3 separate regions of the Homo sapiens genome follow, and regions 2 and 3 are each linked to region 1. Evidence: chromatin loops called from intact Hi-C (ENCODE). Cell type or tissue: heart right ventricle. All regions are shown on one strand.

Evidence for each region. A loop is a pair of places that touch in the nucleus more often than their neighbours do. Peaks named below come from ENCODE experiments on the same cell type or tissue, not always from the same donor. Only the 100,000 strongest peaks of a DNase experiment are listed, where the experiment ranks them.
Region 2: it touches region 1 in a loop (6-fold over the local background); 35 of 110 quality-filtered maps call a loop at or near these places.
Region 3: a loop joins it to region 1, with 5 times the contacts of the local background. A loop is called at or near these places in 100 of 110 quality-filtered maps.

Annotation. Positions count from the first base shown.
Region 1 is chr6:41,365,096-41,373,095 of GRCh38, forward strand. No RefSeq gene overlaps it. Among named protein-coding and RNA genes, the nearest start is that of NCR2, 33 kb to the left of the region's middle. RefSeq lists enhancers at 4,364-4,864, 6,144-7,097 and a silencer at 5,502-5,702. In heart right ventricle, CTCF peaks have their summits at 2,762 (motif pointing right), 3,954 (motif pointing right), 4,161 and 6,517 (motif pointing right); DNase peaks (open chromatin) are centred at 2,759, 3,986 and 6,524; H3K4me3 peaks cover 1,613 bases; H3K27ac peaks cover 1,072 bases; H3K27me3 peaks cover 5,805 bases.
Region 2 is chr6:41,447,459-41,455,458 of GRCh38, forward strand. LOC112267957 (a long non-coding RNA gene) reads right to left here. Exons shown (of 3, transcript XR_002956346.2): 3 at 5,431-5,862. Among named protein-coding and RNA genes, the nearest start is that of LINC01276, 51 kb to the right of the region's middle. RefSeq lists an enhancer at 2,557-5,435. In heart right ventricle, no CTCF peak of the experiment used is centred here; a DNase peak (open chromatin) is centred at 4,323; H3K27ac peaks cover 3,288 bases.
Region 3 is chr6:41,580,561-41,588,560 of GRCh38, forward strand. FOXP4 (forkhead box P4) reads left to right here. Exons shown (of 17, transcript NM_001012426.2): 4 at 4,209-4,331; 5 at 4,871-4,957; 6 at 6,449-6,596; 7 at 6,739-6,952; 8 at 7,233-7,337. Among named protein-coding and RNA genes, the nearest start is that of MIR4641, 14 kb to the right of the region's middle. RefSeq lists enhancers at 977-1,478, 3,125-3,704, 3,705-4,284, 4,285-4,864. In heart right ventricle, no CTCF peak of the experiment used is centred here; DNase peaks (open chromatin) are centred at 3,794, 4,367 and 4,591; H3K27ac peaks cover 2,515 bases.

The DNA.
Region 1 (8,000 bases):
ATCTCACAAAGGACTCAAATTCCCAATATAAAAATGACTCTCAAAACCCAACAGTAAAAAAAAACAAATAATCCAATTAGAAAATAGGCAAATGACATGAAAAGACTTTTCACCAATGGCAAATAAGTACATGGAAAGATATCCATACTACTAGCCATTAGGGAAATGCAAAGTAGGACCATGATGAGATATTAGCACATATCTGTCAGAATGGCTAAAATAAAAAATAGTGATGAGACTAAATGCTGGTGACAATGAAGAGCAACTGGATCACTCACACACTACTGGTGGGAGTGTACATGGTAAGCCACTCTGGAAAATAGTTTAAGAATTTATTTTTTAATAAAAATTGTGTATATTTAAGGTGTATAACATGATGGCTTGATATACATAGTAAAACTGATTACTACAATCAAGCTAATGAATATTTTCATTACCTTACATAGTTATCGTTTTCACATGTGTGTGATGAGAATGCTTAAAAGCTACTCTCTTGGCAAATTTCAGATATAAAATACAGTATTTTTAAATATAGTTCCCCTTCTGTACATTAGATTTCTGGAATTTATTCATCCTACCTAACAAACTTTGTACCCTTTGACCAACATCTTCCCATTTCTCCCCACTCCCCATGCCTGATAACCACCATTCTCCTCTTGCTTCTATGAATTTGGCTTTTTCACATTCGACATATAAGTGAGATCATGCAGTAGTGGTCTTTCTGTGCCTGGCTTATTTCATTTGGCATAATGTCCTCCAAGTTTATTCATGTTTTTGCAAATAACAGGATTTCCTTCTTTTTAAAGGGTAACTATGATTCCATTGTGTATATGTACATTTTCTTTATCCATTCATCTGTTGGTGGATATTTAGGTTGATTCCATATCTTGGCTATGATAAATAGTGTTGTAATAAACATGGAGACGTACATATCTCTTCAACATACTGATTTCATTTCCTGTGGGTATATAGCATGAAGAGATATTGCTGGATCACATGGTAATTCTATCTTTAACTTTTTGAGGCACCTCCATACTGTTTTCCATAACGGCTATACCAATTTACATTACTACCAACAGTGTATAAGAGTTTCGTATTTTTTACATCCGTAAGTTTGGCAGTTACTTTAAAAAAACAAACTAAACTTACGCTTACCATAAGAAACACCAATTGCTCTCCTGGGCATTTATCCCAGAGAAATAAAAACTTATGTACACGTAAAAACCTGTAAATGAACGTTCATAGCAGCTTTATTTATAACAGCCAAAATCTGGAAACAACCCAGATGTCTCTCAACAGATAAACAGTTAAACTGCAGTACATCCATAGACTACATGGCAATAAAAGAGAATGAACAATTGATACATGCAATAACCTGAATGGATCTTAAGGAATTTGTGCTGCATGAAAAAGTCTTAAAAGATGACATACAAGGCCGGGTGCGGCAGCTTACACCTGTAATCCCAGCACTTTGGGAGACCAAGGGGGGCGGATCACGAGGTCAAGAGATTGAGACCAGCCTGGCCAACATGGTGAACCCCATCTCTACTAAAAATACAAAAATTAGCCAGGTGTGGTGGCGTGTGCCTGTAACCCCAGCTACTTGGGGGGCTGAGACAGGAGAATCGCTTGAACCCGGGAGATGGAGGTTGCACTGAGCCAAGATCACACCATTGCACCCCAGCCTGGGTGACAAGAGCAAAACTCCATCTCAAAAAAAAAAAAAAACAAAAACAAAAAAAGCCATACTCTGTGATTTCTTCTATATCACATTCTCAAAATGACAAAATCACAGAAATGGGAAACACATTAACGGTGGCCTGGGGCTAAGAATGTTGAGAGAGGGAGGACTGGGCATGACCACCAAGGGATGGCAGGGAAGAGGTCTTTGGGGTGATGAAATGGTTCTGTGTCTTGATTACTGCGGGGGCTACAAGAGTCCACACGTGGGTGAAAGTTACCTGGGACCTCTCTGTACTACCCTTGAACTTCCTATATGCTATAGTTTCAATGTTTGTTTCCTCCTAATCTCATGTTGAAATTTAATCCCCAGTGTGATGGTGTTGGGAGTTGGAACCTATTGGGGGGTGTTTGGGTCATGGGGGTCCTTTGATTCATGGATTCTTCATTAATACATGCATGCCCTTGGAGGAGTGAGTACTTAACTCTATTAGTCCCCGAAAGCGCCGATTGTTAAAAGAGTCCAGCACCTCCCTCCTTGTCTTGCTTCCCCTCTCACCATGTGATCTCTGGAAACACTGGCTCCCCTTTGCCTTCTGCCATGAATGGAAGCAGCCTAAGGCTTTCACCAGATGCCCAATCTTCCAGCCAGCAGAATTGTGAGCCAAATAAATCTTTTTTCTTTATAAAGTACCCAGTCCCACGTATTCCTTTACAGCAACACCAAATGGATTGGGACACTATGAATCTATAATTATTTAAAAGTTAACAGCTTTAAAAATTGATTGTCAAAGTCATTTTGTGTCTGTCTTTTTTACTTTTAAAATATGAATCCATCACGCTAAATGGGGGCTCCTCTGGCTCCTCACAGGGCATTCAGCGTTTGGTGGGGGCAATGACCCTGGGTTTATGCGGACACAATTCCAGGATGTTCTGCAGCCAGATCTTTCCCGAAGTTTCACATCTCTCTTCCAGGACACCTGCTGTCTCTAGAAGGAGCATCCCTCTGGAGAAGGAAGGAGAGAAGGCAGAAAGTGGCCGCAGCCTAGTGGGAAGGAGACCAGTGACAGCTGCATCCCAGCCCACTAGGGAGCAGCAGAGGATGGAGAATGGTTCTCAGCTCTGCACTGGAGTGGGTGGAATCTCAGGCAGGAGAAGGGGAGGGGCTCTGCCCAGAGACCTTTCCCCAGCCTGACCACTGCAGGTGCAAAAGCAGCTTGAGCATTTCCAATGCCTGATAAAGAGGGAGCCCAGCTGGGCTCAGTGGCTCAAGCCACTAATCCTGGCACTTTGGGAGGCTGAGACTGGAGAATTGCTTAAGGCCAGGAATTAGGATTCAAGACCAGCCCAAGCAACATAGCGAGATTCCATCTCTACAGAGATTTTGAAAATTAGCTGGGTATGGTGGTGCACACCTGTAGTCCTACTTAGAAGGATGAGGTGGGACCATCACTTGAACCCAGGAGTTTGAGGCTTCAATGAGCCATGATTGTGTCACTGCACTCCTCTAAATTAATTAATGAAAATGAAACACGAAGGAAAGAGCCCTATGCCAAGCAGAGGTCTCCTGACCTTGGGATTAAAGATGGAGAAGAACTGAGGTCGACTCAGTGTGGTCACCCATTCCATGCTCTTCGTTTGTTCTGTCTGAGTATCTGAGGTCGCAGGAGTGCCCCACTCAGAACAAAGCACCTTGTTCTTCACCTTCAGGGATAAGATTGCTCAAGGAGCCTGAATCCCAGAGAAAGGACAGAGACCTCTAACTCCCCATCCATGCAACATGCATGATAGAGTTTCCCAGCTGTCCCTGAACCGGTCTCAACCTGCAGGCCCATGAACCCATCTGAAATGGGCTCAAATGGAGAATGAGAAAGGACCTTGGAACATTCCCAGAGACTAATTTGGGAGCTCAGTACATCAGCTAAAGGTATTTTCTAGATGATTCTTCAGAGCCAAGGAGAGGGAGAGCTCCTGGCCTAGGATGGAAGCCAATATTTTACTCTTCTCACACTCTGTGCACCAAGAGATGGTGTGAATGTGAGAGAATCACTCTGCAATTTTACTAGCTCTATGTTCTTAATCGAAGTGCATTGCCTCTCTTAGCCCCAATTTCCTTATCTGGATAGTATGGGAAATGACAGTTCTCTCTTCTGGAGTTACTCTATTGATTAAATAAAGTAAGTGAGACGCCGTGCAAAACACCTGGCACCTGCCAGGCAATCCGTAAGCCTTTTCCTGCGCCCCCTGTCGGCGCTGGAAAAGTTCTGTATCTTGTATCAACCCCGGCTGCAGTATCCTTCATAACCACCAGGAGGCGGTGTGGGACCACGGAGCCTGCTTTGCCCACAACTAGACTCACTGGGGGAAAGGAGAGAATTCCTCCGCCTAAGGAGCAGCGGAATTGGAGCGCCAGAATTGGAGCGCCAGAGAGACACCGGATCTTACCTTCTTGCGCTGGAGTTGCCCACGCTGTCTCCATAGCACGAAAAAGAACCAGGGTAGGCATAGCAAAGGCAACAGGTGGGACGGGGAGCCAGGGAGTGGAAACGCCGGAGGTCCTCAGGCTGGGGATCCCGGAGTCCTCGCTCAGATTCCGATTCCGGAGAAGGCCAATTCCGGGACCCTATCCATGTCCCATTCCGGGCACCTTCCTCAAAAGTAGGGGTGGGAGGGGCATAAGCCGGTCAAGTATTTCCCGGGCCTTCCGGAGCAATCTTGCCTAAGCGTTCATATTTAACGCATTGGACTGGGAAACATTTGGAGATCATTGATTAAGAAATACTCAAACCTGGGCCGGGCGCGGTGGCTCACGCCTGTAAATCCCAGCACTTTGGGAGGCCCAGGCGGGCGGATCACCTGAGGTCAGGAGTACAAGACCAGCTTGGACAACATGGTGAAACCCTGTCTCTACTAAAAATACAAAAATCAGCCCACCGTGGTGGTGGGTGCCTGTAGTCCCAGCTACTCGGGAGGCTGAGGCAGGAGAATCGCTTGAACCCGGAAGGCGGAGGTTGCAGGGAGCCGAGATTGTGCCACTGCACTCCAGCCTGGGCGACAGAGCAAGACTCCGTCTCAAAAATAAAAAAATATATATACTCAAACCTGAAACCCATGGATAAATTAAATTCTCTAGTCTTTGTTTATCGTTTTTGAAAACAAAAATTGCATTTTTTGACAGGGTTTTACCATTGCCCAGGCTGAATGCAGTGGCACAATCACAGGTCACTGCAGCCTTGACCTCCTGGGCTCAAGCGATCCTCCCACCTGAGCCTCCTCAGTATAGCTAGGACTACAGATGCGCACCACCATGACTGCTAACCTTTTAGTTTTTGTAAAGATGGGATTTCCTTAGATTGCCCAGGCTGGTGATCCTCCCACCTCGGCCACCCAAAGTGCTGGGTTTACAGGCATGAACCACCACACTTGACCCACATCGTTCTCTTTTTAAAAAAATATTCCAGCCCGGCACGGTGGCTCATGCCTCTAATCCCAGCACTTTGGTAGGCTGAGATGGGAGGATCCCTTGAGGTCAGCAGTTTGAGACCAGCTTGGCCAAGATGGTGAAATCCGTCTCTACTGAAAAAAATTTTTGTTAAAAAAATGCCGGGCCTGGTGGCGGGTGCCTGTAATCCCAACTACTTGGGAAGGCTGAGGCAGGATAATCACTTGAACCCAGGAGGTGGAGGCTGCAGCAAGCCGAGACTGCCCCACTGCACTCCAGCCTGGGAGACAGTGAGACTCCATCTAAAAAAAAAAAAAAAAATCCACTGGCTTCCCATCACACCTAGTATATAATTCAAGACACTCTCTCCCTCATCATGGCCTACAAAACGCTACAGAATCTGACCCTCCTGACTTTCCATTGACCCTCCCTTTCACCTCCACCCTCTCTCCTCCTTTTTGAGCTCCATTCCAGGCACTTTCCACATCTTAGGCCACTGCATTTGCAGTTCCCTCCGCGGGGACCCTGCCCTTTCAGAAGTCTGCATGGCTCATTCTCTTCTGGGTCTCTGTCTCCTCCCCAAGTTCCTCTCTGGCCCACTTCATCTTTCCTTCACAGCACAAAGGGCTGTCCTGCCTGATACCATGTTGTGTGACTGTGTTTATCTGTTTCCTGTCTTTCTGACCCAGGAATGTATAAGCGCCCTGAGGGATGGGATCTTGTCTTCCTGTTGCTCAGTCATTTAATAGGTACTTGCTAAGTATTTGTGGAATGAGTGAATGACTTAATTAATCTACAAGCTGTGGAGACTCAGGAAGGATCGTGATAGTGACAGCTGTTGGTAAATTTAATTCAATATGTATTGTGCGCTTATTTTGTGCCTACTGTGTGGCATTCAGCATCATCTTGTTGCTGCTATTCATTGTGGTGAAGAGAATACGGCAGCAGGTAAGTCTGATCTGGGCCCAGAGCACAGACCGTAGGCGCAGCTCATCTCTTCATTGCTTTCTCCCCATTCTTGGAGTGGCAGTAGGAACCCCCACCCCCCCCCCACACACACACACATACACACACAGAGAGAGAGAGAGAGAGAGAGAGAAAGAGAGAGAGAGACGGGACAGCCTCCTCTATGCACTGCTTCCTCTTCCCCAGCCCTGCTCCCTGCATCCTTCCCTCTGGTCCTAGTGTCCTGGTGTCTTGAAGATGCTGGGTAGTTAGACCGACATCCCTCTCCCTCTCTCACCCTGGGCTCTGGGACGCTGGCCCTGCTTCCCCAGAGAGCGATCGCCCCGGACTTGTGCCTGTGTTCCGGCCTAGGGCAGCCGGAACCTCCCGATATCCCCAGAGGAGTCTCAGGACAGCGCACAGGGAAGTACTGGCTTGGAGCTGCGTGTTCCTTGGGCGGCCGGCGGAGGGCGAAGAGCAGGAAGAGCCCGGGGGACGACGGTAGCAGAGTGTTGGGGAGGCCACAGACGCGGACTGCGTGGAGAAAGCACGCACCCGGGCCGCAGTAGCCGGGCAGGGGGACGGCGGAAAGCAGCCCTCTCTGGAACATTTTATTCTGATCCCCGCAGGACTCCCCCGCGAGCCCCGGCTTGAGCAGTCGTGTAACAAGTGTGCGATTGCGCGTGCGACTGGTGTGTGCGCGTGGGCACTTACACGTTCCCGGGGAGGCTGGGGGCAGGAGCTTCACTGTTCACACAAAGAGCGCTTAGAGGAGGAACATTTAAGTTTGGGGGCAAAGAAAGAAAAAAGAGTTAAAGGTTTAGGAGATGGGGGAGGAGGATGGGGCTTAAGGACGCGGTGTTGCCGCGGCTCAGCCATCGGGGCGGGAAGCTCGGGGAGGGAGAGCGCCTGGGCCCGCTTCTCGCCTATTCTACGCAGAACTTTTCTCTCCTCCTTCTTCCCTCGCTCTGCCTCTCTCGGGGCGGTCTCCGGGGACTGTCTCTCACATCCATTCTCCTCTCCTCCTTGATTTATGCTGCAGAGTGGAACGACCTTCCCTGACCTCATTTTCATGTCGGCGCGAGCACACCCGGAGCCGGCTACGCACATTCCGGAGGAGGCGCGCGCTGACACGCACACACACACACACACACACTCGAGACACTGCAGGGCCCTGCCCATCCTCGAGTTCACACCAGCCCCGCCACTATTATGGGCACTGCCGGGGCTGTGGACGCTCAAAGAATAGATCCTCATTAGCATCTTGCTTTGAATATCATTTGCATTTTATTCATTTCATGTCAAAACGCTCAGAACTCTCCCCAGCCCGCACCTTCCCCAGAGCTTGGGAGTCATGGGTTTCCAGCTCAAGCCCCTTCTCTGTGGGCCCCACGCTTGCTGGCTACCCCCACCCCACCTACCCTGCGCCACAGCCCCCACAAAATGAATTGACGTCTCCTAAGCACTTGGCAAGTTCCATCTCCTGCGCTAGGGTGCATTGTCTCATCTAATCCTGACAGCAACTCAAGGAGCAAAGCACTATACTATACCCATTTGAGAGTCGAGGAAACTGAGTCACAAAGGTGACTTGACCAAGGTCGTGGAGCTAAAAACCGAGGAGGAGAAACTGAAACCCAAGGCGACCAAACACCAAACCCAAAGAGCTTAACCGCTTCGCTGCCCCGGCTCAGGCAAGGTCAAAGCTAAGGTATGATAACTCTGGCAGGAGAAAGTCTGTTTTCCTACGTGGTAGAAAGTCCTTGGGCCCGCCACGACCCTTCCCCCATCCCGGCCGCTGGGGCACCGGGGCACATTCCCAGTGCGGGCGCTCGCAGCACCACCTCGCCTGGCCGCCCCCAGTCCTGACCCCTTTCTAGCGCTGGATCGGCCGGGTCCGGCCTCCGTGCTCGCGGGGTCGTCCGTCGGCGCTGGC
Region 2 (8,000 bases), 82 kb after region 1:
TTTTGAGACGGAATCTCACTCTGTCGCCCAAGCTGGAGTGCAGTGGCGCAATCTCAGCTCAGTGCAACCTCCGCCTCCCAGGTTCAAGCGATTCTCTTGCCTCAGCCTCCCGAATAGCTGGGACTACAGACGCATGCCACCACACCCAGCTAATGTTTTGTATTTTTAGTAGAGACGGGGTTTCACCCCATTAGCCAGGATGGTCTCGATCTCCTGACCTCGTGATCTGCCCGCCTTGGTCTCCCAAAGTGCTGGGATTACAGGCATGAGCCATCGTGCCCGGCCAGACACTGTGTGACTTCTAATGCTAGACCTTGCAGCTTCTGCCTGGGTCTCTTGATAGGGTCCCTGTCACACACCATATAGGAAGTCCAACTCGCCATAGCCCAGCATGCCGTGAGGAAGCTCAAGCTAGCCATGTGGAGGGGCCAGGAAGAAAGAGAAAGTGATGCTTGGCCAAGCACCCAGCTGTTCCATCTACCCCAGCTAAAATGCTAGGTATGTTAGTGAAGAAGAGCCTGGACATCCCACCCAATCCAGCCTTCAAGCAACTCCATTCCAGCTACTACCTGGGAACCAGGTGAGATACCCCAAGCAAGAACTGCCTAGCTGGAACAAGTCAACCCACAGAACTGTGAGAGTTAATAATAAATTTTTTGTTTTAAGCAACTAAGTTTTGAGGTGGTTTGTTCCTCAGCAATGGGCATTAGAGTCAGGGCAAGTCAGAGTTGGGAGGGGCTTTAGTGATCCTACTTTGAATCTAATCCTAATCAGATCATGATGTCACTCTCCTTCTCTTAACCTCACAGTGGCCTTCTATCACATTTTGAATAAAATCTAAAGTCCTCTCTAAGGCCTGCCAGGTCTTACATGCTCTGTGCTCCACTCCCCCCTCAGACCTCATCTTCTACCACTTTTTTCTTCCCTTCTCCTACTGCAAGCACTCTGGCCTCCTTGCCCTTTCTTGAACATGCTGAATGGGTTCTTGCCTCAGGGCCTTTGCACAGGCTCCTCCCTCTGCCTGGAGTGTTTTTCCTCCTTATTTTACCACAGCTAACTCCTTCACTTTCTTCAGATCCCTGCTTCATGTCACCTTTCATGTTCCTTTCCTGAAATAGTGCTCCTCACCCTTCCATTATCCCTTTCTCTCGCCTTACCCTGATTTATTTTTCCTCAGGTTACTCATTGCTACCTGACATTATATTACACATTTATTTATGCATGAATTGGTTGCCTTTAAGCTTCCATGAGATCAGGACTTTTTTTTTTTTTTTTTTTTTTTCCTTGAGACAGAGTCTGGCTCTGTTGGCCAGGCTGAAGTGCAATGATGCGATCTCGGCTTACTGCAACCTCTGCCTTCTGGGTTCAAGCAATTCTGTCTCAGCCTCCCCAGTAGCTGGGATTACAGGCATGCACCACCATGCCCAGCTAATGTTTTGTATTTTTAGTAGAGATGGGGTTTCACTATGTTGGCCAGGCTGGTCTCGAACTCCTGACCTCAGGTGATCCATCCGCCTCAGCCTCCCAAAGTGCTGGGATTACAGGCTTGAGCCACTGAGCCCAGCTGAAGTCAGGACTTTTATCTGCTTGGTTGGCCACCGAGCTCCAGGGCCTACAACAGTGCCTGACACATAGTAGCTCTCAGTCAATATCTGCAAGAGAAATGAAACCTCTCTACCCCAGGGAAGGGAACTGAGCCCTAGAGATGGGGCAGGGACTTGTCCAGTATCACATGGCAACCTAGTCTGACCTGGATCCAGGGTGCTGTCTTCCCAAATGCCCCATGCACACCTGTATCCCTCAGAGGGCTCCTTCTTTCCATTCCCACTGAGCAGCAGTGGCTCCACCTCTCTGTCACTCAGGCAGGCCAATAGCCCTCAGCTCTTCCAGTTGTTTCTGTCAAATAGAATTTACAATAAACTTTGTTTGAACTTTTGTCTAAGTGATAATTATACAGAGTATAACATACAGCCAGCTGTATTTAATTAAAGCTGTAATTTCACTAAGGGTTTCTGGAAACAGAGTAAACCGCAAGAGTTGTACCACCCATAACCCTGTGTGGGGGCTGCACCCACACGGGAGCAGGGTGGCTGAAACAGAGGCCCCAGAAGCCAGAGGTCGCCAACAGGGTCTTGCTGCTAGAATCTGGGGCACTCCTATCTTGGGGCCATGCAGAGAGGGCGGGGCTGGGTTGGCCTCAGGCCAAAGACTCAGTCTGGAACCTCTCAGAACACGTGCATGGGTTTCTTCTGAACTTTGTTGGCTCACAAGAAAGCAGATTCTTTCAAGACACTGGAATATAGGGCTAAGGAGCTGAGAAGATGCCAAACAGGAGCAAAGAAGATGGCTGAGAAGGGGCCCTCTAGATGACAGGCCCAGGGTATGGGACAAGGGAAAGGAATGAGTGCCAGCCGAGTGGAGGGCAGGCCAGGCATGGACCCAGTCAACAAAATTATGCTTAGTGCTTATCACACACCTGGCACTGTGCCAGGCACAGAGGTTAAGGACACATGGGACTTTGCCCTGCTGAGTTTGGTTGAGCAAGGAGACAGCCTTATGTACTAACCGCAACAGGCATTCTCTAAGAGAGGATCGGATAGCCTAGTGGCTAAGAGTGCTTCTCCTGGGACCCAAGCACTCAGGTTTAAATCCTGCCTCTCCCCTTCTCAGCTAGGTGTGCTGTCTTACTTCTTTCTATCTATCTCCCTTTTATCATCTGTAAAATGGGTCAACAGTGTCCACCTCAAAGTGTTATTGAGATAATTAAATGAATGAATCTGTGTTAAGGGCTTAGAACAGCAGTGCTTAACATGTAGAGAGGGTCAGCAAATGTTAGGCATTATCATTGAATATTTCTGGGAGCCCATGAAGAGGAGTCATCCTTTTGACCTGGAAATCGGGCGGTCAACCATCCTAGCTTCCGGTGCTGAGCTTCAGACTTGCAATACTGAAACCAGGGCAGTCACAGGAAAACCAGGACAGTTGTTCACCCTGCCTGGAAGTTAGAACTGGGTCTCAAAGAGAAGGGATGTCCAAGCTAGGCACACACTAAGGAGGATGGGGACTTAGCTCTGCAGAAGGGGAATAACACACGGGAAAGTACGGAAAAAGGGATTCAGGCCCAGATCAGCCGTGAACTCCCTGAGTGATCCTGGGCTAGTCACGCTCCTTCTCTGAGACTCAGTTGTCCCATCTGTCATTTTATCGGAGACTGATTGCTCTCTGAGGATCCTTGCAGGTCCGCAACCAAAGGGGAATAGAGCCGCAGGAAGGGCCTGGTGGGAGGGCCCAGGGATCGCCCCACCTGTCCGCAGCATGCGCACATGCACACGGCAGCGCGCGCACACACACACACACACACACACATGCACTCACACAAAATGGTAGGCAAGGGAGAGGGGTCAGCCACACAGGATAAAGGAGACACTTGCCCACGTATAAAATCCCCTCTTTGGGGCCTACACAGGGCTAGATCATTAGGATTAACCAGAGAGAGCTGGGTTTAATTGTCAAAAGAGGCTTGCTGCTGGGGTGGGGGCCGAGCAAGATCTCTGAAGAGATGCAGAAATATTCCTGGGTAATAAAACATCCCCTTTTCAGTGTCGAAGTTAATGTTCCAAGCCTCGGGTAAAATGTGGCTTCTTATCAGCCAGTGCTTTCCCTAGAGAGGGCCGGGCAGCAGGCAGGGAAGCAGGGGAGCAGCTTGGGCTCCCCTCGCCCTTAGAGAGTGTGAGTGTGGGTGGCTTGGTGGTCAGAAGGCTAAGGCTCTTTCGAGAGGCTGAGCTCCCCTTGAGACCCCACCCCCACGCCATCTCCTGGACAGCCCAAGTGTGGGGCATACCACCTGCGTGTCAAGCTGTCTTTGAATCTGTTTCCCTCCCTCCTGCCTTTTCCACAGATGCTTATTCGTTCTGCCCTCTCCCCTCTCTCCATCGCTGTCTTCTTTCTCCTCCCTTTTCTCCCAGAGTGTTCTTTACACCTGTCTGCCCTGTCCCTTCTGCATGTGGCTGTATCGGTACCTGTGTTTGTGTCCGTCTGTCCTGCTGGGGCTCTGCCCCTGGAGCGGGGACAAGAGGCAGGAGGCCTCACATACTGTCTGGGAGCAACACTTACGCCCGCCCACTCATGCACCCCCGGGTGACTCTCCACAAGCAGGCGTGGGTAGGCAGAGGGCGGCTCGCTCAGGCCCTGGGATGCTGCCTGCACCCCTGCTTCGGCACCGGGCCCCAAACCCGCAGGCGTGTGCTGGCGGCACAACACAGTGACTCTGACAGGCCGCTGGTTTAAATATAGAGTTGCGTATGCAAGCTGGGGCTAATTTTAGCAGGAATGTGCTGGAAACTTTCTGAGGGCTCTGTTCTCTAGCTGTCTCCCTTGTGCTCATCGCTTGCGGCGGGAAGTAAACCTGCTGGTCCCCGCCGTTCCTCACCTTCCCACTTCTCCCTGCCAGTCACCCAGATGCTGGCCCTAGCCTTGTCTTCACAGGAGCCAAGCCCATGACTGAGGTTTTAAGTCCCCCCGCTCTCCTCTCTCCTGCCTTCCAGACCCACCCCTACCTACCCCAGTCTCTTCCACAAAGCCAAGGCCAGCCAGCCCTGGGGAAAAGGATCAGTCAAGCAGATTCTTCCTTCATCCGGTATCACCTCAGTGACACGTCCTGTCAGAGGACACACTTGCCTGCCTCACATATTGACATGATCCACCATTCACTGAGCAGCCCCTAGGATGGGGACTTAGCTCCGCAGAGGGAGGTAATACATGGAAAAGTATGGAACCAGGGCAGCAACCCTGGGGTAGGTCTGAGTCATGTCCCCACTAGACAGACCAGGCCACTGAGGCCCAGGAGAGTTCAAGGACTTGCCTCAGGTCATTTCACACCACACCACAGATCACCAAATACATTATGGAGTACATTTGTCTTTTAAATGAGAGCCCTGGGAGGAAGAGGTCATCATTAGCACAAAGGAAAGATTCTATAATGGTGGAACTCCAAGGACTATGATTCCAGATGAGCTCAGCTGCTTGAGGGAGGGATGGGGAAGCTCCTGTCTCTCTCTCACCCTTCCTGGGTCCCACTGCACCACCTGTGGGCCTCAGGCAATAGGCCACACTTCTGCACTATCAAACTCTTTTTTCTTTTCTTTTTTTTTTTGAGACAGAGTTTTACTCTTGTTGCCCAGGCTGGAGTGCAATGGTGCAGTCTGGCTCACTGAAACCTCCGTCTCCCGGGTTCAAGCGATTCTCCTGCCTCAGCCTCCTAAATAGCTGGGATTACAGGTGCCCACCACACCCGCTAACTTTTGCATTTTTAGTAGAGTGGGGGGTTCACCATGTTGGCCAGGCTGGTCTCAAACTCCTGACCTCAGGCGATCTGCCTGCCTTGGCCTCCCAAAGTGCTGAGATTACAGGCGTGAGCCACTGCGCCCAACCTTGAACTACCAAACTCTGCATTTATTTATCCTACTTATCCATTTGAGTAGCATTTATGGAGCACCTACTGTGTGCCCAGCACTCTTGCAGGTGTCCAGTTACAAAGAATGAGGCAAAGGGCAGGGCTTGGCTCTGAGGGCCTCCTGGGTTAGTTGGTGACAGGCACAAGCCTGGAGTAAACAATTAGCTGAATTCTCATTGGTAAGGATGAAAACAGGAGCTGGGGGAAGAGAGGAAAGAAAAAGTTGACACCCGGAAAGGGCTCCCCCCACCACCCACCACCCGCCACAAGAAACTCCAGAAGGCATCAACTCTTCCTCCCCAGGCTTCTCTGACTGTTCTCTCCAGCAGCTCCAGAAAAATGTCCTGTCTCTCCGCGGGGCTATGGAACTGCGCTGCGTGGTGGTTGTGTTTGAGTGCGAGGACATTTCCCTGTAATGAGGATGAGAATAGTTAACGAGGAGGGTGACACACTGTAGTTAGAGAGCAACAGATCTCTGGGGGGTGCCTGCCCGCCCCGCTGCAGGGACGCCAGCTCCTGGGGACCCTGACAGAAGCTGCAGGAGCCAGTCCAGCAGGCACCAGGCAAATGTCCAACTCTGGCTGCTGTCCCCAGCCCATCCCACTCAGAGGAGAGTGGCTTAGACTGGGGCCTGCGGGCCTTCAGCTCACATCTTGGCCTTGGGTTGTCGGAAAAGGGGACCCTAGGAAGGCGTGAAGGATGCATTTTAAATTACAGCCTCCCGACAATCCCTTTTCCTCCTTCACTTTTCTCCATAGCACTAAATTCCCTGTAATGTACAATATAATTTGCTTATTCATTTTTCTTACATCTGTCCCCCTGACGAAAATGAAATCTTCATGTTTCGTCTCCGGCCATTCCTCCAACAGCGCCTAGCCCAGAGTAGGTGTTCAAGAAAGATTGGCGCATGAACAAATACGTTTGAGCTTTGCTGTGCTGTGTGGACTCTTGGGACCCATCGGGCTAGAGATGGGTTCTTACGTGGCTGAAGTCTGCATCTGTGCGTATGTGTGGTGGGCGGGGAATGTCTGTGAGGTGTGTGTGTGTGTCTGTGTGTGAAATGTGTGTGTGTGAGGTGCGTGTGTATGTGAAGGGTATGTGTGAGTTGTACGACATGTCTGTGAGGTCTGTGTGTGAGGTGTGTGTGTGTGAAGTGTGTGAGGTGTGTACATGTCTGTGATGGGTATGTGCATAAGATGTGTGTGTCTGTGATGTGTGTCTGTGAGACGTGTGTGTGAGGTGTGTGTGTGAAATGTATATGTGTGAGGTATGTGTGTATCCATGAGGTGTGTGTCTGTGAGCCGTGTGTGTGAGGTATGTGTGAGGTGTGTGTCTATAAAGTATGTGTGTCTGTGAGGTATGCGTGTCTGTGAACTGTGTGTGCATCTGTGAGCTGTGTGTCCATGAGGTACGTGTATCCATGAGGTGTGTGTCTATGAGCTGTGTGCGTGAGGTGTGTGTCTATAAAGTGTGTGTGTGTGTATTCATGAGGTGTATGTCTGTGAGCTGTGTGTGAGAGTTGTGCGTCTATAAAGTCTGTGTGTGTGTATCCATGAGGTGTGTGTCTGTGAGCTGTGTGTGTGAGGTGTGTGTCTATAAAGTATGTGTGTGTGTGAGATATGCCTGTGTGTGCATCTGTGAGCTGTGTGTCTATGAGGTACGTGTACCCATGAGGTGTGTGTCTGTGAGCCGTGTGTGTGTCTGTGAGCTGTGTGTATAAGGTGTGTGTCTATAAGGTATGTGTGTCTGTGAGGTGTGTGTATTTCTGTGAAGTGTGCAAGCATCTATATCTGTGAGTTGTATGTATGCAAGTGTGTACGTGTGTGTGTGCTTTCAATCTGGTCGCTGACTCCCTTCACACACTCAGCTGCTGAGTCTCGGGGTTGAGCACACTGGGTGAGTTGGAGTGGGGTGCCGGTGTGCATCTGCCTGCTTGGGCAGGAGTGCCCTGCTTCCAGCTTGAAGATCTCCCACTGATGTCCTCACCCACACCAGGTCTCTGGGACAGACTCCTCCGCCAGGGCCATGCCCACATCAAATCATGCCCATCTTGGTGCCTGGGTCACTGCTTTCCGCAGGAATGGGCAGCACCCTGGTGTGGCATTCCTAACTGGGTTTCCATGCACTCCCAGTGGAAAAACCAAGGCTTGTGGAAAATACTGAGAATGGCCATACTTCGGGTGGTGCCTGCTATGTATCAGAATCGTTCCAAGGGCTTCACAATTCTGACAACTCTGTGGGGCGGGTATCATTGGTACAGATGAGGACACAGCGGCACTGAGGGAAGGAGTAACTTGTCCAAAGTCACACAACTAGTTAGTAAGACATGGACACGGGCACCAGGTTCCCGAAGTCACCTGCAACTCACTCCTTATGCCTCAAGTCCTCCTTTCCCCGCTGCCTGAGGACTTCACCTAGATGAGACAGTGGGGTGGGGCCCCCTTCTTCACCCCAGAACCACCGCCTTCTTTTGCAAGAGAAGGAATGGCAAGAGCATGAAGAAGCTGTCTGCTGAGAGGCTTGCAAGCAGGTTCATTATCCCAGCCTT
Region 3 (8,000 bases), 220 kb after region 1:
ATTGATCCCTCTATTTCTTCTCCAACCCTGAATACCTTCCTTGCCTTCTGCCCCTATTCCTAAGTTTATTATCTCCAAGGAGGTCAGATCCTTGTCCTGAAGTAGGGCCCAGGGCCTTGAAATGTTCTTCTATGAGCTCAAGATTGGTGAGGGGATAGGGGAGAGCAAGGACTGGGCTCCCCACCCGAGCAGAAGAGTGCATCTTGAGCCTGAGTGCAGTGGATAATGAAGGGAGATCAAGCGCAGCTCCTTTCCCAGGGCTCCCCACAGAACGCTGCTCTGCTCCCCAGCAGGATTTTCTGCCCACGCACCTCCCAGCCACGTTCACCATCCCTCTCCTCCAGAGCCAGCTTCAGAAGAGTTTCCAAAACTATTGTCAGGTCTCCAGCTCCAGCCTAGTGAGGGGCCCTCCTTCCAGGCCTGGACCCCACCAGGGAGAGACCTATCATAGAAGGCAGCACAGGTGGCCGAGAGTTGAGGACATGATGGGGGCAAAGGTGGCTGGGGCCTTGGCTTCGTCCATCCCCATCTGGCATTTTCAGAAGTTCTTCTTTATATCTCACTGCTATCTTTCCTTGCTGCAGCTGCAGCCCAGGATTAGTTTGAGGACTTCTGGTCATTTGCAGGAGAGTTTAAGCCAAACCAAACTCTGGCCTGATCTCCCCACATTGCCCCCCACTCACAGGGACCCCATACTCAAGAGACAATTTGGGTTCTTGACCCTGGCACCAAATTGCATTCGTTCCCACTCTCAGCCCTCAAATAAGCTTCCTGTGTGTCAGGCACTGTCCCTGTTCCTTCCAGTCAGACCGTCCAGCCGAGCACGCTGTATTCATGGGTGGGTGCAGGGTCCCTGAGGGAGGGGCTGGAGGCAGCTGCCGGCGTTTGGCCCAGGGCTCACACTGCCAGGGCTTAAGTTAGCACTTAGCTGCCCAGCTACTCTCCAGATGGTGACTCATGGGCCCTGCTGAGCCTGCTAGCTGCAGAGCGCCCATCCTGAGGCATCTGAGCCTGGCAAGGGGCCAGCGGGACACCAGAGGAGCTCCAGCTCAGTTCTCAGACCCCCAAGGGGCACAAGGAGAGGTGGATGAGGTCAACCAACTCAGGAGATCAGCATGCGGCAGCCACTTCCCAGACCCTTTGTGACCCCAGTGGGCCACCTCGAGACGAGTGCACACCATGTAATCCATCCAGATCTCTGTAGCAGCCTCCATAGGCAGCTGCTCAGCCAAGTGGCAGGAAAAGCAAGTGCCAAGGAGGCCTTCCAAGGTCATCTCTTCCATTCCCCTGCTTCCAAGGAAGAAAGGCCCGAGGAAGGAAAGGCCACATCCTTTTTTCACATGCTCCTGTCAGTGACTCACAGTCCTGGTGCCTGGAAAGATCTTCTGAGTGTCTGGTCTCAGTCTTTCCTGTTGCGGGCCACGTTCGTCTCTAGTTCAGCTCTCACAGCAGTGAGAATGAGTGGCCTAGTGCCTTGGTCCTCAGTGACCTTTGTCAGGCAGCACCCTAAGGCACACCAGGGGAGGAGACAGAGAAGGAGGGGAAAGGGAAAATCCAGAATGTTTTAAAAAGTGATTTTCTTCACGTTTACATAGAATTTAATGGCGTACAAGTCACTTTCACCCCTGCTCCCACTGTCCCTTCCGGGTCAGGGTCAGGGCAGGTTATTTAACCTCTCTGGGCCTCAGTTTTCCCATCTCATCTGTGAGATGTTAATGATGATGGCACCATCCTCACAGGGTTGCCGTGAAGATTCCATGAGATACACGTGTAAAGGGCTTAGCCAAGTGCCGTGCTGGGCACATAATAAGCAGTCAGCAACGTCTGCTAATGATGCAGGGAGGGCAGGTGCCCCAAATCCCAGTTAGCCGACCGGGAAAGTGAGGCTTGGTGATTTCAAGGCTAGTAAATATCAGGGACAAAAACCAAGGTCACCTGACCCAGAAATCTAGGGCTCTGAGCTCACCTGCACCAAGATGCCTCTCTTTGTTGGGCACCCCCTTGGGAGGAGGAAAGAAAGGACAGTGGTACTTGTTCCATGTCTTTGGATGGCAAAACCCACCTTCTTTGAGCAGCCTCCCCAGCTGCCTCTGGAACACCCAACAACAGACTTAGGGGCTGGCTCTGGAGTTGGGTCTATGCCGTTGTCTGCCTCCAACCCCAGGCCCACCACATCCACCCCTGCAGCCTGGCTTTCAGAGAGTCCTTCTAGGATACAACCGTAGAGTAGGAAGTTAGCCTTTGGGATCTCAGCCTCATCAGCCCCCTCAGCCTCCGGACGTCCCACCTCCACATTCTCTCCCTAACCCTTCCCAAGACCTGCCCTGCGGTGGGGCAGGCAGCATAGGATGTGAAAACCCTGGGAGCTATGGAGTATGCAGACCTCAGCTTACATCCCAACCCTGCCACTTAAGGCCACCAGACTTTCCTGGTCTCCTCATTGGTAAAAATGAGGTTAAAAAACAACAACAACAACAAAGAACAAAAAACACTCCTAAGGGCATATCCCCCACTGGCTTAGAGGTCTCTTGGAGCCTTCATTCACATGGTATGCCCATGACTAAAGAGCTAGGTGTTACCCCTCCCAGGCCCATGTGGATAGAGATGGGCTGGGATAGGGGAGTAAAGCCCAGGGGCAGGGACAGCCGCCAGTGATGGGGTGAGCGAGAGGTGTTGGGAGCCATGGGATTCCCCAATGTCCTTGGATTCACTGTACCTCCCTGGTTGCTTCTCTGCCTGGGGATTTCCTAATCCATGGCTTAAGGGGTGGTTCAAGGCTGAGTCCTGCCTCTGCCAGGCATTGAAAAGAGATCCAACTCCTCCTCCCCTACCCCACAGGTGAGGCTGAGGCTTGGGAGAGGGTCCCCTGAGGACCTAGCCTGTCACAGCCTAGGACAAGTCCCTACACAGCACTCCTCTCTGACTGGGCTAGCCCTGTAACCTTCCCTTCCTGCTTCCGGGCTGGCAGAGGGGCCTCTGAGGTGCCAGGGAAGGCATTTCAGCTCAGGGGGGCTAACACTTAGTGTACCTACCATGTGCCAGGCACTCTGCCACAACTTGGGAGTGAGAGAGGAAATTAGAGAAGAGTCCTGTATGCATGGGGTCACAGAGTGGAGGGGGCGGCAGACAGCCCCATCAGAGCACCTGTCCTGCTAATACAGGAACAAGACAAAATAGCAGCTGAGACCTGCCTGTCCATGACTGCACAAGCCTGGGGGGTTCAGGGGAGGTGGGGCTGGGAAGAGAATGATGTCATTGCTTTTCTCTGAATCTTTTCCCTGTAGCTGGATTCTTTGGGCCTTCTATAGAGGCCTGACCCAGGGCAGGGGGTAGAAAGCTGTTCTACTTTGAGAATCCTGAATGTTCCAGCCTAGAAGGAATCATCTCTTACAGCATAGTCTCTTATGTTTTATGTTTGAGGAAACCGAAACATAAGAGAGGGCAAGTGACTTGCTAGAGTCACACAGCCAGCTCAGTGCAGAGTTAGGAGCGGAAGCCTGCCCTGCTAACTCCCTGCCTGCCATTCTTCCCACCCCACCCTAGACATAGCTACACACATGCACACACATTAGGACCAGGATGGCACCAAGAGCGCTCTGTGGGCTTCACCTCTGGCCACTGTGTGTGCCGTCCAGGCAGGTGTGCCGGGGTGTGTGAGAGGAGACAAAGTGCAGGTCCTCGTGCAAGGTGGGCCACGTTTTGAATCCTTCCCATGCTGTAGACTGCCCTCCCAGCCAGGCCTACCTTGCAGGAAGTGGTCTCAAAATAGACTGCGTGAGACTATGGGTGGCCTGGTATGCTGTCCCTCCCCATTACTGGGGGGAACCAGCCAAAGCATGGGTTCTACTGACCAGTGTCACTACAGCCTAATCTTCCTGCTCTAAGGACAGCCCGTCCTATGATAATAGCCAACCCTTATGTGCACTTGCTGTGTGCCAGGCCTTGTTTTAAGTATTCACTGATTAGTCCTTATGGTGACCTTAATAGGTAGGTACTATCACTGTTTTCGTTTTAGAGATAAAGAAAACAGACAACAGGAAGGTAAGTCACTGTCCAAAGAGAGAGACAGCCAGCAGGCAGCAGAGCCAGAATTGGAACCCAGGCAGCCTCCCTGGGAGCCACTCTGCCACGCTGAGAGTGGGGCCCTGGGTGGTGCCTCCTCCTGGGTTGGGGTCCAGGGGACAGGGCTAACGGGCCGAATCCTGCAGGTGCCTGTGTCGGTGGCCATGATGTCGCCGCAGATGCTTACCCCGCAACAGATGCAGCAGATCCTGTCGCCCCCGCAGCTGCAGGCCTTGCTCCAGCAGCAGCAAGCCCTCATGCTCCAGCAGGTGAGTCTGGCCCCAGGGCAGCTGGTCCCTCCTCCTCTGCCTGGCCTGGCTCCTCCCACCCTGTTTACACCTCACCAAGGGCCCAAGCTGTCCCAGAAACCAGAGAGACTGCTCAGGCCAGACTGATCTGCATTCCTCTAGGGTAGTGGGGAGAGGTCAAAGGTCAGGCATCTCTTATGGTGGCCCTGCCCCCACAATACTCCCCGGTCCTCCCTCCCTGCATGCTGGCCCCACTTCTATCTCCTGAACAGGGAAGGGCAAAGTACTGGAACATTCTGGCACGTTGTCCCCTGTGACCTGCTCAGGAGATCCACCAAAAGCAGGGAGGGTTCAGAGCTGTGGGAATGAAACTCCTCCATCCCTTGCTCCCTCCCTCCGCACCCAGACCCTGCTCAGGGCCCCTCCAGGCTGACTGGGGAAAGCCAGACCATGTTTTAGGGAAACTCCCTTCTCCTGCCCCCAGGAGCCCAGATGGGACAGGGCTGGGGTTGTGGGGATAGCAGTACCCTGCCAGTGGTAACCCTCCTCCACCCCCCCAGCTACAGGAGTACTACAAGAAGCAGCAGGAGCAGCTCCACCTGCAGCTCCTCACCCAGCAGCAGGCTGGGAAACCGCAGCCCAAAGAGGTAAGGGGCTGTACCAGGGCCCACCACCGCCCTCACCCCCTGCCCAGAGCTGGGTGTCCAGAGCTGGTCAGGAGGGAATTGCCTTGCAGGAATAGTAGAAAAATCTAGAAAAGGCTGAGGAAGGGGACCAAGGATCAGTGTGGGGGAAATGGGGATGGTGGTTCTTACGTGTCTCCATCTCCCCTCATCCCCATTCATTCTTTCTCTCCTTGCCTCGTGTTGTTGTCTCTGTGCACATGGGTGTAGACAGGTGTGTACGTGTCACCCCCGTGTGTGGTGTCTGCCGGGCCACGCTCATGTGCCTTGTGGTCGCACCATCTTCCTGCCCCCTTGTCTCTTTGTGACCCAGCACCTCAGCCCTCCCCTCCTTGTCCTGCGAATCTCTGAGTCCCTCAGCAAACCACCTCCCCTTACCTCAGCCTGCCCCCAGCTTCTTCCCCTTCTTCTTATGACTTGCCCAGCCACCCCTCGGTCTCCTCTCAGAGCTCCCCAGCCTACATCCCCTACCCCATCGGAGCTTCTATACCAGGCCCTGGAGGCCCTTCTCCCCTGGGTCCCAGACCTGTGCATCTCTCCTGCTGCCCAACCGCAGCCCCAAGCTCTAAGTTTCCTCTTCCCAGAAGGCTGCCCTGACACCCAGGAATTCTCCAGCACCCCCAGTCTCCCCCTCAGCAGTCTTGTAATTGCTGTGTTATCAGCAGGTAAATCTCTAGGCTAAGTTTATCCTGTGTCTCTCTATTGAATAGCCAGCCCCCACCCTACCCCATGCTTCCCACCCCCAGCAGGCAGGCAGAGACATCTCTGCCTCTCAACCCACCCAGGACATGCTTGGCTCATGGGGCTCAAGAGAGACTTGCTGACAGCCTGACTTGTCAGTGCCTGTGTGAAGAACTGAATGGGTGGGGGTAGGTAGAGTGGGTGAGCCAACGAGTACAGGGCGCCTGGGCAGTGGTGATGTGACTGTTCTCCGAGCCTGGGTCCCAGTGAGTCCCGTCAGACTCCTTGATTCTCTGTATCTAAAAAGCAAGAGAGGAAAAGAGCTGGGGGAGAGAAAACTCCCTCCCCAGAGCAGAAGGGGGCACCCCGGGCATGTGGGAAGGGTGCCCTCCAGGCAGGAGTGGCCCCCAGAATCTGACAGGCTCATCGATCATTGTGATGAGGCACCCCCAGGCGTGCACAGCTGCGGTGCAGGGAGCTGAAGCAGCGGAAGGAGGGAGGCGGGAGGAGGGAGGGCGTCGTGCTGCGTGTCTGGGTCTGGCTGTGTGTGTTTGCGCGCGTGCGTGCGTGCGTGCATGCGTGTGTTTACTGCGAGGAGGCATGCAGCCTTATGGAAGCTGGGCCGGGAGCAGAGACACTGCAGCTGCAGACGCCACAACGACAGCTCCAGGGGCTGACAGGCCCTGGGAGGGGGTGGCCGCGGGGTGGGGGCCAGATGGCATGCCTGAAGCTGATGGCACCCCTCTCTGCCCGCCCCCTCGGGCCCCTCACCAGGCACTGGGGAACAAGCAGCTGGCCTTCCAGCAGCAGCTCCTGCAAATGCAACAGTTGCAGCAGCAGCACCTGCTCAACCTGCAGAGGCAGGGGCTGGTCAGCCTGCAGCCCAACCAAGCCTCGGGGCCCCTCCAGACCCTTCCGCAAGGTGAGCACCCGCCACTCCTCCCCTCCCAGCCCCAACCCCACAGCCCTGCCTGTACGCAACAGCTGGCAGCCCCTGTTCTTGGGGCCAGGTAGAAAGCCGAGTGTTCGTGGGGCCCTGCCAGCCTCCCCTGTCTCTCCCACAGCAGCTGTTTGCCCAACAGACCTGCCCCAGCTGTGGAAGGGCGAGGGTGCCCCCGGGCAGCCTGCCGAGGACAGCGTCAAGCAGGAGGGGCTGGACCTCACTGGCACGGCCGCCACCGCTACCTCGTTTGCCGCTCCCCCCAAGGTCTCACCCCCCCTCTCCCACCATACCCTGCCCAACGGACAGCCTACTGTGCTCACATCTCGGAGAGACAGGTACAGGGGTCCAGGCTGGGAGGGGCATCAAAGGCCTGCCTGGGGGTAGACCTGGCCCCCCACCCATGAGGGCTGACTGTGAGGGAGGGGGTGGAGCCCACGGACCGGAGGTTCACTCCCTCTCCACTCCCTCTCCCGGGGTGTACAGATGGTGCTTGGCCGCTGGGAAACCTGTATTGGGGCAGAAATGTCACCAGCAGGGGAGCTGGTGCTCAGCTGACTACAGGGCCGCTGGGGTCTTCAGGGTCCCTGATCGGCCACCTCCCTGCTGTCCTCCCAGCTCTTCCCACGAGGAGACCCCCGGCTCCCACCCCCTGTACGGACACGGAGAGTGCAAGTGGCCAGGCTGTGAGACCCTGTGTGAAGACCTGGGCCAGTTTATCAAGTAGGTGTCACCCCCAGCCCCTCCCCCAGCAGCCTTTCCCCACAGGGCCTCTCCCCCAACCCTGCCCACTAGCTTGCCCCTTCTGGGAGCCCTCCTCACTAGCTGTACTACTGTCCTCACTCCAGAGGGTTCTAGTTCTTTCTCTGCCCCCCACGGACTCCCTGATCACCCACTCCCTACCCTGTCTATATTTCTGGGCCTGCATTCCCCTGACTCCATCCCCAGCGCAGGGTGCGGGTAGGAGAAGGAGAGGACAAACATAAGCATTACTCCTCCCCCCACCCTCCCCTGCTCCCCTCCAGCCTCAGCCCCGGGGAGTGATGGCGAGTGACAGGCTGAGGGCCGCAGACAGGCAGGGCGGGAGGTGGACGGGCGGCTGGCAGCAGGCGGCCAGCTGCCACAGCCGTGCCAGGCTCTGTCACTGACTGATTAACTCCGCTGTCTCCCAGACCCTTGCAGCATCAGGGTCAAACAAATTGTTTTCACGCTTCGTCAGAGGTTTACTTAATTAGTTCATTTGCAATTAGATCTCTCTGTAGCTGGGATTTTAGCAAAGACATCAAAGGAGGCTGACGAGAAGGGAGAAGCCTTCCTCCATTGCCCCGTTTTTCCACCTCTTTCTCTTCTTTGTATCTCTTGGTCTGTCTGCTTTTCAGGCCATGG